Regions from separate parts of the Mus musculus genome. Here region 2 is linked to region 1. The links are chromatin loops, found by intact Hi-C in ENCODE. Cell type or tissue: heart. All regions are shown on one strand. Each heading gives the region's core, and the rest is flanking DNA. Links, peaks and the distances in the headings are about the cores only. Region 1 holds the start of H4f16 (H4 histone 16). Region 2 holds the start of Art4 (ADP-ribosyltransferase 4).

Region 1 (5,378 bases), core at 211-5,210:
GAGAGAGAAAAAGAACAAGAAAGCAAGAGAAAGAAAAAGAACAAGAGCAAGAAAAAGAACAAGAACAAGAAAGCAAGAGAAAGAACAAGAATGGCAAAACCCCGTCCCTTTTAAGGAGAATTATCCTCCGCCTAGGACGTATTACTCCCTGATTGGCTGCAGCCCATCGGCCCAGTTGTCATCACGAGAAAGGCAGAACACATGGCGGGAAAACTGCCCCTGCACGTGTGCAGATTATGTTTACCACTTAGAACACAGCTGTCAGCGCCATCTTATAATGGCAAATGTGAGGGCGGCTTCCCACACAATTTTGCTTAATATAGTGATTTCTGTCCCGTCCATCATCTTGTCAGTGTAAGATTTCTGTTTTTCTTACCACTAAGTAACTTTCCATCCGGGCAGGTGACATGGCAGTTTCTAATTTAAGCCTTTTGAGAGAAATGATTTCCACAGTGAATGCACAAATACTTTTGTTGCTGTTGTTATTTGTGTAATAATAAATGATATTTAAGTTTCATTTTTTTGTTTCATTTCTTTTTGCTAGTAATAGTTATAGATGTTTGATTATCTCAAATAATCAAAACTCAGATTAAAAGAGGGGTGATAATCATTATTATTACATTTTGTGTTTCATAGTTTGATAGAACATGTGACTTTATAAGAAAATAAAAACCATATAACTGTAACTGAAATATTTCTCAAGACAGAAAAATAAACATCTCATTTTTCACTTGCTTTAAGAAAATGAGTTCACTAGACTAATGGTATCAGTGTTATGTATGCTCAGACTCTAGAAGTGAAGTGTCAGCCCACAGGGGCAGAGAAGACTCTCGCAAAAACAAAAAACAAAACAAAACAAAACAAACAAACAAACAAAAACACCAGTGGCACATAAAACGAGGTTGTGTAAAATCGCACAGAGCAGAGTTCAAATCTAGGCTCCAAAATTTTAGCCTTCGTTGTCTCATCCACAGCTGTACTCACTATCAACACTTAAAATAAATCTGCTGAAAGACCGCACCAAGTTTCTGCCACACAGAAAGCATTGAACACGAGATAACCATATCTTAATGAAATGCCAGGTTCCTGCTCCAGGAACTGTAGGAACAGTCTCCTATTTCTTCAGCCAGTGAGAAGACCCGTAAACATCAGATGTAAAAACCTAGAGATCTGAAAAACAAAACTACCGTTTTGAGTAATGTGTACAGAAAGCCGGTAAGCAGACCTGAGTCCAGGGGCCTAAGGAAGCGACTTCCTGGATCCAGAGTTAAACCCATCTGGGTATGGAGCATCGAATACAAGTACTTTGAAGGAGCAGCAAGGGCTGTGACTAACCTACTCTGAAGACTTAAATGAGACACATATGGTCTGTGGAAGCTGAAACAGAAGGACCACCGAAAGACTTATACCAGCCTGAACTAAATGGTAGACATCCGAGTGCTCCTCTTCCCCCAAACCCACGTGCTTAAGGCAGAGAAACAGCTACAGCTGAGAAAGCCAAGTTTAAGCTACAGGGTGACTTTATTGTGGGGTTCCAAGCCTCCACACCTGCCCTCATTCAGGTCCACTGTCTCTACAGGAGCTTTTTTCCCCTTTTTAGAGCGTCCGCAGAGGCTGCACCCTAGCACTCTGGGGCTGTCAACTCAACAGACACCTAAAAAAACTCATTCACGCAGACCACTCCGCAAGCATTCTGAGCAGGTCCCAGGCGGTAGGCGGGGCCACCAGCCCAAGTCCTCCAATGAAAAAGTGCACCCAGGCAGCTCAATTTGCATACAAGACAAAGCATACCAAATACAAAAAGTAATGAGACGCTCATAACTAGTGAGAACTACAAATGTCCACAGCTCCTTTCTGATGCTTTGTGGGCCCTGAAAAGGGCCTTTGTGGATGGGGGAAGCCGGCCAAGGGAACGGCCTAGGCACAGGAGGGCTCGCTTAGCCGCCGAAGCCGTACAGAGTGCGGCCCTGGCGCTTGAGCGCGTACACCACGTCCATAGCCGTAACCGTCTTGCGCTTGGCGTGCTCGGTGTAGGTGACGGCGTCGCGGATCACATTCTCAAGGAAAACCTTGAGGACACCGCGAGTCTCCTCGTAGATGAGACCCGAGATGCGCTTCACGCCGCCACGCCGAGCCAACCGCCGGATAGCGGGCTTGGTAATGCCCTGGATGTTGTCGCGGAGAACCTTGCGGTGTCGCTTGGCGCCACCTTTCCCCAGACCCTTGCCGCCTTTTCCTCGTCCTGACATATTAGTAAACAACCTAATAAAGAGACAGGAGAAACTACAGTAATCCGCCGCCGAGCAAGAGCTTATATTTCCTGGGAGCGGACCTGATTGAAAACAGCAAGGAGTGGGCGGAGCTCTAGACTCCACCCCCTGGCTCTTTGTGCTCTGCTGTCTCCCAAGAACCATAAAACCCTTTCGGTTCCCTCTCCAAATTCCAGGAACCCTAGCACATTTGAAAGTTTAAATAATATAAGGTAACAATCTATTTCTCCTCTTTTTTTTTTTTAGCACAAATAAAAACGGCGCATCATGCTTGTTATCTTCAGTGCACGCTGATTCGGTATTTTCTAAGCAGCATGCTTGTTTTTACACAACTTTAATGTGAAAATGAAAAGAAGCTAGCAATAGAAATCTAGCTTACTAGGTCTTATACCGAAGCAGTTTACATTTTCACGAGAGAGTCTTTTGAGGGGATAGAAGTGTTTTAGTGCCTTTCTTTTGTGGCCACGATAAGAAAATTATGCTAGTTCCCACTTCCTATTTGGTTTCAACTGTTTCTGCAGTGTATGGATTTTCTGCTCCTGCATTGCAAACACATTGGTATTCGCTTTTCAGCCAATTGTTCCTATAGTTACTTAGCTGAACTATTGTAACTTGTCATTTAGATCCGAGGTCCTTGTTGCTTGCGTTTAAAAGAGACCTGGTGACTCACATCTGTAATTTAGGCTCTCCGGAGGCTGAGGCAGGATTGCCAAGAGCTGGGGCCAGCCTAGGCTAGACAGACTCAAATACATTTCCCCTCCTCCCCACTCAAATAGCTTGTAAAGTACCAGAAGTCAAAAGCATGACTCCGAATAACAGGACTGTCCTTAAGTTTGTTTCGTTTTTAAAGACAGCAGGTTTTGGGCTGGAGAGATGGCTCAGTGGTGAAGAGCACTGACTGCTCTTCTGAAGGTCCTGAGTTCAAATTCCAGCAACCACATGGTGGCTCACAACCACCTGTAATGAGAACTGATGCCCTCTTCTGGTGTGTCTGAAGATAGCTACAGTGTACTTACATATAATAAATAAATAAATCTTAAAAAAAAAGAAAAAGGCAGCAGGATAAATGCGTTTAGTTTGTAGTACTTTACAATTCCCATTAGTTCCACAACTCAAACAGCATTTCATTTGTTTGTCCCCTCCCTGTCTCTTAGAGATTGAGCTCTAGGATAGCTGGAGGGGGAAGAAGCCTTAATCATTGAATTTTACCTCATGATTTTAAATCCCTTGCTCTTCAGAATTCTTACCAAAATGAAAGCTGCTGCCAGAATACTTATTCAAATTTGTAAAACTGTGTGTCAACAAACAAACAAACAATCAACAACAACACACACAAAAAAAAGAGAGAAAAGCAAAAAGAAAGCAAAGAGACCTTTCCATAAACATACATTTAAGATGGTTTACAGAAGATATTCTAGAGCTTTCTTCCCCAAAACTGCACCAGAGGTTTCCATACACATTGACTTAGAATATATAACCTATCGAATGCTTAGGAGCATTAGATAGTATATGAAAGTCAGCTGTTAGGTGGTACAGCCAGGATTCTGAGGAAGTTGGCTCCGGGATACCTCCTTGATGGTGGAGTATATTGTTCAGATCCAAAGGTGTATGGGGGACCCCAGCTCCTGGTTAGCTCATTACTGTGCTAGGAAATAAAGATGTACATAGATAGAAGTACATGGGGTTGGTTTTTCTCTGTGTGTGTTTAATATTTTGTATCTTGGGACAGGATCCTATGTAGCTCAGGCTAGGTGGGAACTCTCTCTGTAGCTAACGATGGACAATCTTCGATGGACAATCTTGACTCTCCTGTCCACGCCTCCTTTATACTAAGATCACAGACAGGCCCCACTTCACTTGGTTCTGTGGAGTTTATTTAAATAAAATCGCAATTAGACTAAGGAGAGGGTAAATTTATGATATTTTAATTAAATGGATACAAAAAAACCTACATGACATTTAATCAGCGTTTGACATTACTTAGTTGTGTAATTTCAGAAATGCAGTAAACTGAAGTACCGGAGTGAAACAGTGGAAGAAAAACACTTTAGTTTGTTTCAAATGTCAAGGGCCTATCATATGAATCATAAGAACAAGTTGAGGGATTCTGTTTCCAGTGTCTTGGCCTAAGAGTAATCTAAAGTCTCGATGGAGCACCAAGTGACAACCTCCAGCAGGCAGGCAGGCAGAGGCGAAGGGTCCTCCCCTCTGGAATCCAGTGGTTCTTCTCCGGCTCATACACAGCCCCAGAGCCACGTAATGTTAATATCCTATCAGATTCATCCATGCTATCCACAAGGACTGCATTCCTGCCTAGTCTGTGACTATGGCCTCGAGGCCCTGAGAAGGAAGGGACTGTCCCCAGGAGCAGCAACAGTGTCCAAAGACCAGCCTCATGTGGTATAGGTAGGACAGGCCAAAGAACCAGCTTTTGTCCCAGGCTGGTGGCTGCACACAACTTTAATCCCAGCATTAGGGAGGCAGGCAGATCTCTGAGTTGAAGGCCAGCCTGGTTTTTATAGTGAGTTCCACGGCTGCCAGGGCTACAGGAAGAAAAGTCTCAAAAACTAAAACAAATAGAAAACCTACAAAGCTTCTTTTGCAGCTAGCTCTCCAGGTGGGTGTGTCAAGGAGCAGATGACGAAAGCTCGTTCTAGGAGGGCAGAATTCAGCCAAGGAGCTATGGCTGAGCCGGAATTGCTGTGGCACTCACAAGCACAGACCCTGGAGTCAGATAGTCAGATTTGAAAGTCGCCCCTGGCTATACTGGAGACTAATTTCCATGAGTATGGTATGAGGGAACAGAGGTGCTCTTCTCTGGGCTTCCGGTTTTTGATTGTTTCCAGGTAGTTTCTCTCTTAGGCCAGGCTCAATTCAAGTTCTCCATACTCCTGCATCAGCTGGGTTTATAGGCACTGAACACCATAGTCTGCTTACTGTTGTATTTTATTTAAAAAAAAAAAAAAAAAGCCGGGGACGTTTGGTGGAGGAGCGTTATTGTGCACGTAGGGGGTAGAGGGGGTGCGGCCCATGCTGAGGTACCAGCCACAGGACGGTATAGTAGTTTATTTAGGGCATGAGGTGAGTTGAGGGGGTAGTAGCGAGAGC
Region 2 (5,378 bases), core at 117-5,116, 52 kb after region 1:
CCTAGGTTTGCAACCAACTTCTGGGTTGCTGGAACATAGCCCAGTGGATAAGGACCTAATACAGTACCACTTCAGAGACTCTTTTTTTTTTTTTAAAGGTAGAAGAGGGAGGGACATGAAGCAGAACGTAAACTTAGGTGGTCAGTTCCATCATTACTGGGGACAGGTTTCCCTGTTTTCAACTCCCTACTCCTAGCCCACTCAGAAAAAGAAAAAGGAAGAAAAAGAAAAAGAAAAGGAAAAAGAAAACGAAAAAGAAAAAGAAAGAGAAAAAGAAAAAGAAAAAGAAAACCCTTCTATAAATGAAGATTGATTTCTGACTCTTCTATGTACAGACCCAATTTAGAGCAAGCTCACCTTTTAGCAGCTGGCAGTTATACGTGCTCATGTTCCCAGCAGACCGCAAGTTTATCAAATCTCCTTTGGGGCTGCCGCTCTTACTTACGACTTCAAATAACTCATAGGGGGGGATCAAGACTTCCTTCCTGAGAGAGAAGTCTTGCACAGAGGCACCCAGACAAGTGAAAATGGTAAACAGGGTTTGGTTTCCAGACACCCGTGTCTCTTCCTTTAGCAGGGAGGCAGAGAGGAACTGGCCGAATCGAATGGTGGAACCTACGTTGGCTCCAATGCTCACATCCTTCATCCCGTGGTACACCTTGTAACACAGACTGCCGTTCTTTGTAGAGCTGTCTTTCCTCAGCAGCTGGATGGCTGAGGTGAGGTAGTAGTGCAGATACTTGAAGTGGAATGACTGACTGTACTGCCCAGGAGATCCCGCAGCCCTGGCCATGGCCTTGGCCAAGTCAGAGCTCACATTGAGATTCAGGGTGAAAACCACAATGGCCACAGCATGCACCGGGGTCATGCTCTCCGGGAGGGCCTTTGCCTGGTTCAGCCAGGTTAGGTGGGCTTTTTGCCATGCTCTGGAGTAATACTTATGAGTATCTACTTCCTTTATGAAATAGTCTCCTTGATTTAGCTCCTCCACCATCTGTTCGCTACAGCCTTGGTATTGATCATCAAAGGAATCAGGTGTCAAGTCCACGTCGACCTTAAGAGGAGCCTATGAGGAAAAGAAACCTCGATTTACATTATTCAGATCAGATGGAAACAAGGTTGCAGATTTTTGTGCCCAACAGAGCTGGCTGAAGTATTTTACACGGAATGCTCAAGCTGTGCCCACTATAATGACTCCATGCTATTCCTACCTGGTCTGGGGTTGTTATTATTCATAAATGGCACAGAAAACTCCAAGGCTCATCTCCCCAGGGAGGAAGTGTTCTTTACCTTAGAACTCATGGTGTTTCCATATTTGAGTCTGTTGACAATAAAGCACTAACCTTCTGGTTTATCTACTTTCCACTTCTTCAGTTTCTTCCTCCTCCTATTCTCTCATGCATGTCATAAAGCATGCTCAGAGCTGGGGGGGGGGGTGGCTTATGCTTATCGTCCTTAGAAGGCCGAAATACAAGAGGTGCTGTGAGTCTGAGAAGGCTTGTGAGTTCAAGGCTGGCCTGCATTGCAATGGGGGGCTCTGTCTCAGCCTAACCAAACTAAAACTAAAGCAAGCTTATATTCATACATATAATTTTAACTGTACATTTTGCTATGTGTGTGCATGCACAGAGAAGCCAGAGGTCAATGACATAGGTCTTGCTCCATTACTCTCCACTTTATTTTTTGAGACAAGGTCATGCCCTAAGCCAAGAGCTTTGCAGTTTAGCTGAGTGGTTGGCTAGTGATCTCTGGAGCAACAGGGATCGGCCCGTCTCTGCAACTTTTTCTCACTGCCCAAGCTAGGCTTCCAGATGTGCATTCCTCCACTCCTGGGTTTTATGTGCATTCTGGGGACCCGAACTCAGGTCCTCACCCTTGTGCATCAAGCCCCGTTAACCACCAAGCCATCTTTCCAGCCACCCTATCGTACATCTAGCGTTAGGTTTTCCAAGAGAGACTTCTGTAAATAAAAACCTTCTTGCTGACTTAGATTCTAGGACAAAAAGGAGGGGAAAAAACCTAAAGCAAACAAGGAAGCTGAAGTGTCACCTTCTTCCTCAATTAGCCCCCGGGTGCACACACACCTCTGGATCTGGTGGAAAGTTGGACTAAGAGTAAATTCCAGAGCCTGTCAGACTTGTCTCTCCAGCTACTGGCAGTGCAGGACTGAGACCTCTCAGGTAACAGCTTGTCTTGGGGGAGAAGCACTTATGCCACAGACATAAGACTAGCCAGGCTCCAGGGTGGAGAGCAGGGCAGAACCCGTGCATGCAGCTGCGCTTCCAAAGCTCGAGAAACAGCGTTTCAGGGGAGCAGTGGGGCCGTGCCTGGGAGCACCTCCTCTTGGTGAGCGAGGGGCTGGAAAGTACACCCCTCTTGGAGGTGGGGAAACAGTTGAATGTTGTCTAGAGGGTGCCGAAAGGAGGCTCCCTGGCTTCGGTCAGCTCGTTAGTGAGAACTGTATCAGCATCACCTACACTCAACCATTTCTGGGCAAAACAACGATGCTTTTCTCATGAGCAGCACTCACCAAAAGGCAAGATTCTGCCCAAGGCCAGCGTTGTTGGGGGCGGAGCTAGAGAACACACGGTTTGGTATTTTAACCGTGTGATTTATGATGTCATGCTGTCTAGTTACATACAATCTAGAGTCAATTTTACAGACTGATTGGATGATGTGAACCAGTGCACCAGATTTTAAAACAAGCTTCCATTAATCCAAGCCAAGAATCACATTCTGTCAAATATCAAAATGAACTCTGACACATTTTTAACATGTCTCCAGATCTCAAATGTTTCCTGTGTCACCCATTATCATTAGCTTATTTTTAGTTTATAGATATTTAAAATTAGGATACTCCAAATGTGTGCTATCTGTATAAAGCGGTTTTGAGTTAAACAGGTTAGTCTACATTATTGCCCCGGTGGAATCATTGCTTTAATACTTAAAAGAATCGGGAAAATAACTCAATGGCACTCACATCAATTATGCCAGATTTATGACTTAAAAATTTTTAATTTTTATAGCAATTTTCCCTGTCACTCTTTACTAACATTGTTTATTCTTAGATTGCCAGTGGCTAAGTTCTTAGCAATTAGGTGGCCCCCAGGTGAATAGCCTGTTGGTGCATCGTTGATCATGAGAGACCAACTTTTCGATAGCCCCTACCTCAGTGCTCCCCGCGGGTGTCTGCTGGACCCAGAGCAGTAGCAGCAGGGTGAGCTGCCCTCCTGGAAGCCACAGCGCCATCCTCCTGTCTGTAGCACTTGGTAGACACGTTCTCTTAGATCTACTGGTCAGTGGGCAGCTTGGTGGTTTGTGTCAGCAACACTTCTTTATTCTGAAAGCCTCGTCCCAGAATACGCTCTAGAGTCCTCCTTTGGCATTTTCTTTTCCGGCTGTGTCTGAGGTTCTGCTCCTGCCGCAACTGTGACTTCTGTTGAATATCAACAACCTCAACAACCGACAGTTTCCTCCAAGGTAGAAGTCTAGCGCCTTTGCAGTGTTGAAGTCTCCGCGAAAGGGCCAGATGTGCGCGGCACAGAATGGTTTTCAGTGTAAAGAAGGCAAAAACCGTCTCTCTGTCTAGTCGGCATGCAGGGGAATGCCAAGGGTCTGTTCAGGGTCAGGCTGTGCAGTTCAGCCTTGCCTTTCCCAGATCGACAAGAAAAGGCATGCTCCAGGAGTACTCGGGCCAAGTCCCATTATCTGCAGCCCCAGGCTTTCCCTGTGAGCCACTGCAGTGGCACATGAAGCGCAGCTGGGGAGATGCGATCTTAAGGTGGACCTGTGTCAGGCTCATCTGGCAGTGCTGATAGCCCTGCCCTGGAATGATTGCCCTCCAGCAGCACAGGCTTTTAATGTTGTGTGTTCTTTGCTGCCTCTCCACGGTGTGTTTGAAACATCCCCGTTCAGAGACGGGGGCTGTTGGAGTCACAGCTTTGAATGTTTATTTCTTTTGAGAGCTTCAGGTTTTCTATCTATTGTAATCTGCAATGAGGCCCGCAGGCAGGAGTTAAGTCCGACTTTCCACTGTTAACCACATTTCCTGCTCAAGTCTGGCTGTCCTTCCACTACTCCCGACCTTTCAGAGTCTGCTGGCTCGCAGACGTTGTTTATGTTCCCTGCCTCTTATCTAACTGTGACAAGAACCAAATTCCGTTCTTGGGAATTGTGGTCCTGCTTTCTTTTTACCACGTTAAATATTGGTCTGTCTGAAGTTTCCCAAGTCATAGAAGCATAAAAGAAGGAACGCTAATTATTCAAAATGATTGCTTGGAGAAAGCCACTATTTTGATTTACATTTTGGCTTTATACCCACAACACACACACACACACACACACACACACACACACACACACACAGAGCAGAAGTGAAATCACAAGACTTTGTATACTGTTTGTTTCCCATTAATGTTTTATTTATTTATTTGTTTGTTTCTCACAAGTGTGTGTGTGTGTGTGTGTGCTTGTGTGTGTGTTCAACTTGAGTGTCTTCCTACCCCTCACTCTCCACCTTAGTTTTTGATCCGGGCTTTCAGTGAACCTGGAGCTCACAGATTTGGTAGTGGATTGAGAAGCCCCGTGTCTGCGTCCCCATACTAGGACTGCAGGCGCGTGCTGCGTTTGTTCTGTTGTTGCTCTGCCTGATGAGTTCCTGTGAGCTGCATGGCCAGTGCCTTCCCAGCAGAGCCGTCTTTCCAGCCCTAATGATTAATTTTTCAAGGGTTTTTTTCAAGATAGTGTCTCATATATCCGAGGCTGGTTTTGAACTCAATATGGAACTGAGGCTGACACTCAATCTTTGATCCTCTGTCTCTATCTCCTGGGTACTGGAATAGCAGGGGTAAGCCATCATAACCTGTTTCTATGGTACTGGGGGGTCAGACTGCCAGGCCTTTATGCTAGACAAGCACTCGACCAATGCAGCTGCATCAGCAGCCAGCACTGTAACATTTACTATTAATGTGTGTGTGTGTGTGTGTGTGTGTGTGTGTGTGTGTGTGTGTGTGTGTAGCTCGAACTTGCCTTGAATTCTTGATTCTCTGTCCCTGTCTCAGGAGTGCTGGGATTACAGATGTGCTCAAGAGCTCCAAACTTAAGATAAAGCCATGTTTACTGTTTCCCACTAATACCTAATACTTGACAAAATTGACTAGCTGCTCAGGATCAGAATAGGTGCATAGGTGGAGACATCGGAACTAGCGAGGATTAGGCAAGGGCAAGCATAGAGAATGTACCGCGAGGAGGTGAAACTCAGCCAGTTTCTTAATGGACTTTAAAAATGGCTTTTAAATAAGATTTTACTCTGTGGTTCATTTTTCTCTTTCTTCCCTTCTTTTCTTCTTCCTCCCTCCCCCCTTCTTTGTGACCGAGTC

What was found. Peaks named below come from ENCODE experiments on the same cell type or tissue, not always from the same donor. Only the 100,000 strongest peaks of a DNase experiment are listed, where the experiment ranks them.
Region 2: a loop joins it to region 1, with 4 times the contacts of the local background. A loop is called at or near these places in 1 of 42 quality-filtered maps.

What each region holds. Positions count from the first base shown.
Region 1 is chr6:136,802,131-136,807,508 of GRCm38, forward strand. H4f16 (H4 histone 16) reads right to left here and starts at 2,301. Exons shown (of 1, transcript NM_175652.3): 1 at 1,863-2,301. The coding sequence starts at 2,249. The coding sequence ends at 1,938. In heart, for the core only: no CTCF peak of the experiment used is centred there; DNase peaks (open chromatin) are centred at 1,731 and 2,331; H3K4me3 peaks cover 2,520 bases; H3K27ac peaks cover 3,068 bases.
Region 2 is chr6:136,853,995-136,859,372 of GRCm38, forward strand. It overlaps Art4 (ADP-ribosyltransferase 4), which reads right to left and starts at 3,606. Exons shown (of 3, transcript NM_026639.2): 1 at 3,169-3,606; 2 at 358-1,066. The coding sequence starts at 3,249. In heart, for the core only: a CTCF peak has its summit at 3,226; DNase peaks (open chromatin) are centred at 2,527, 3,247, 3,737 and 4,057; H3K4me3 peaks cover 3,049 bases; H3K27ac peaks cover 4,467 bases.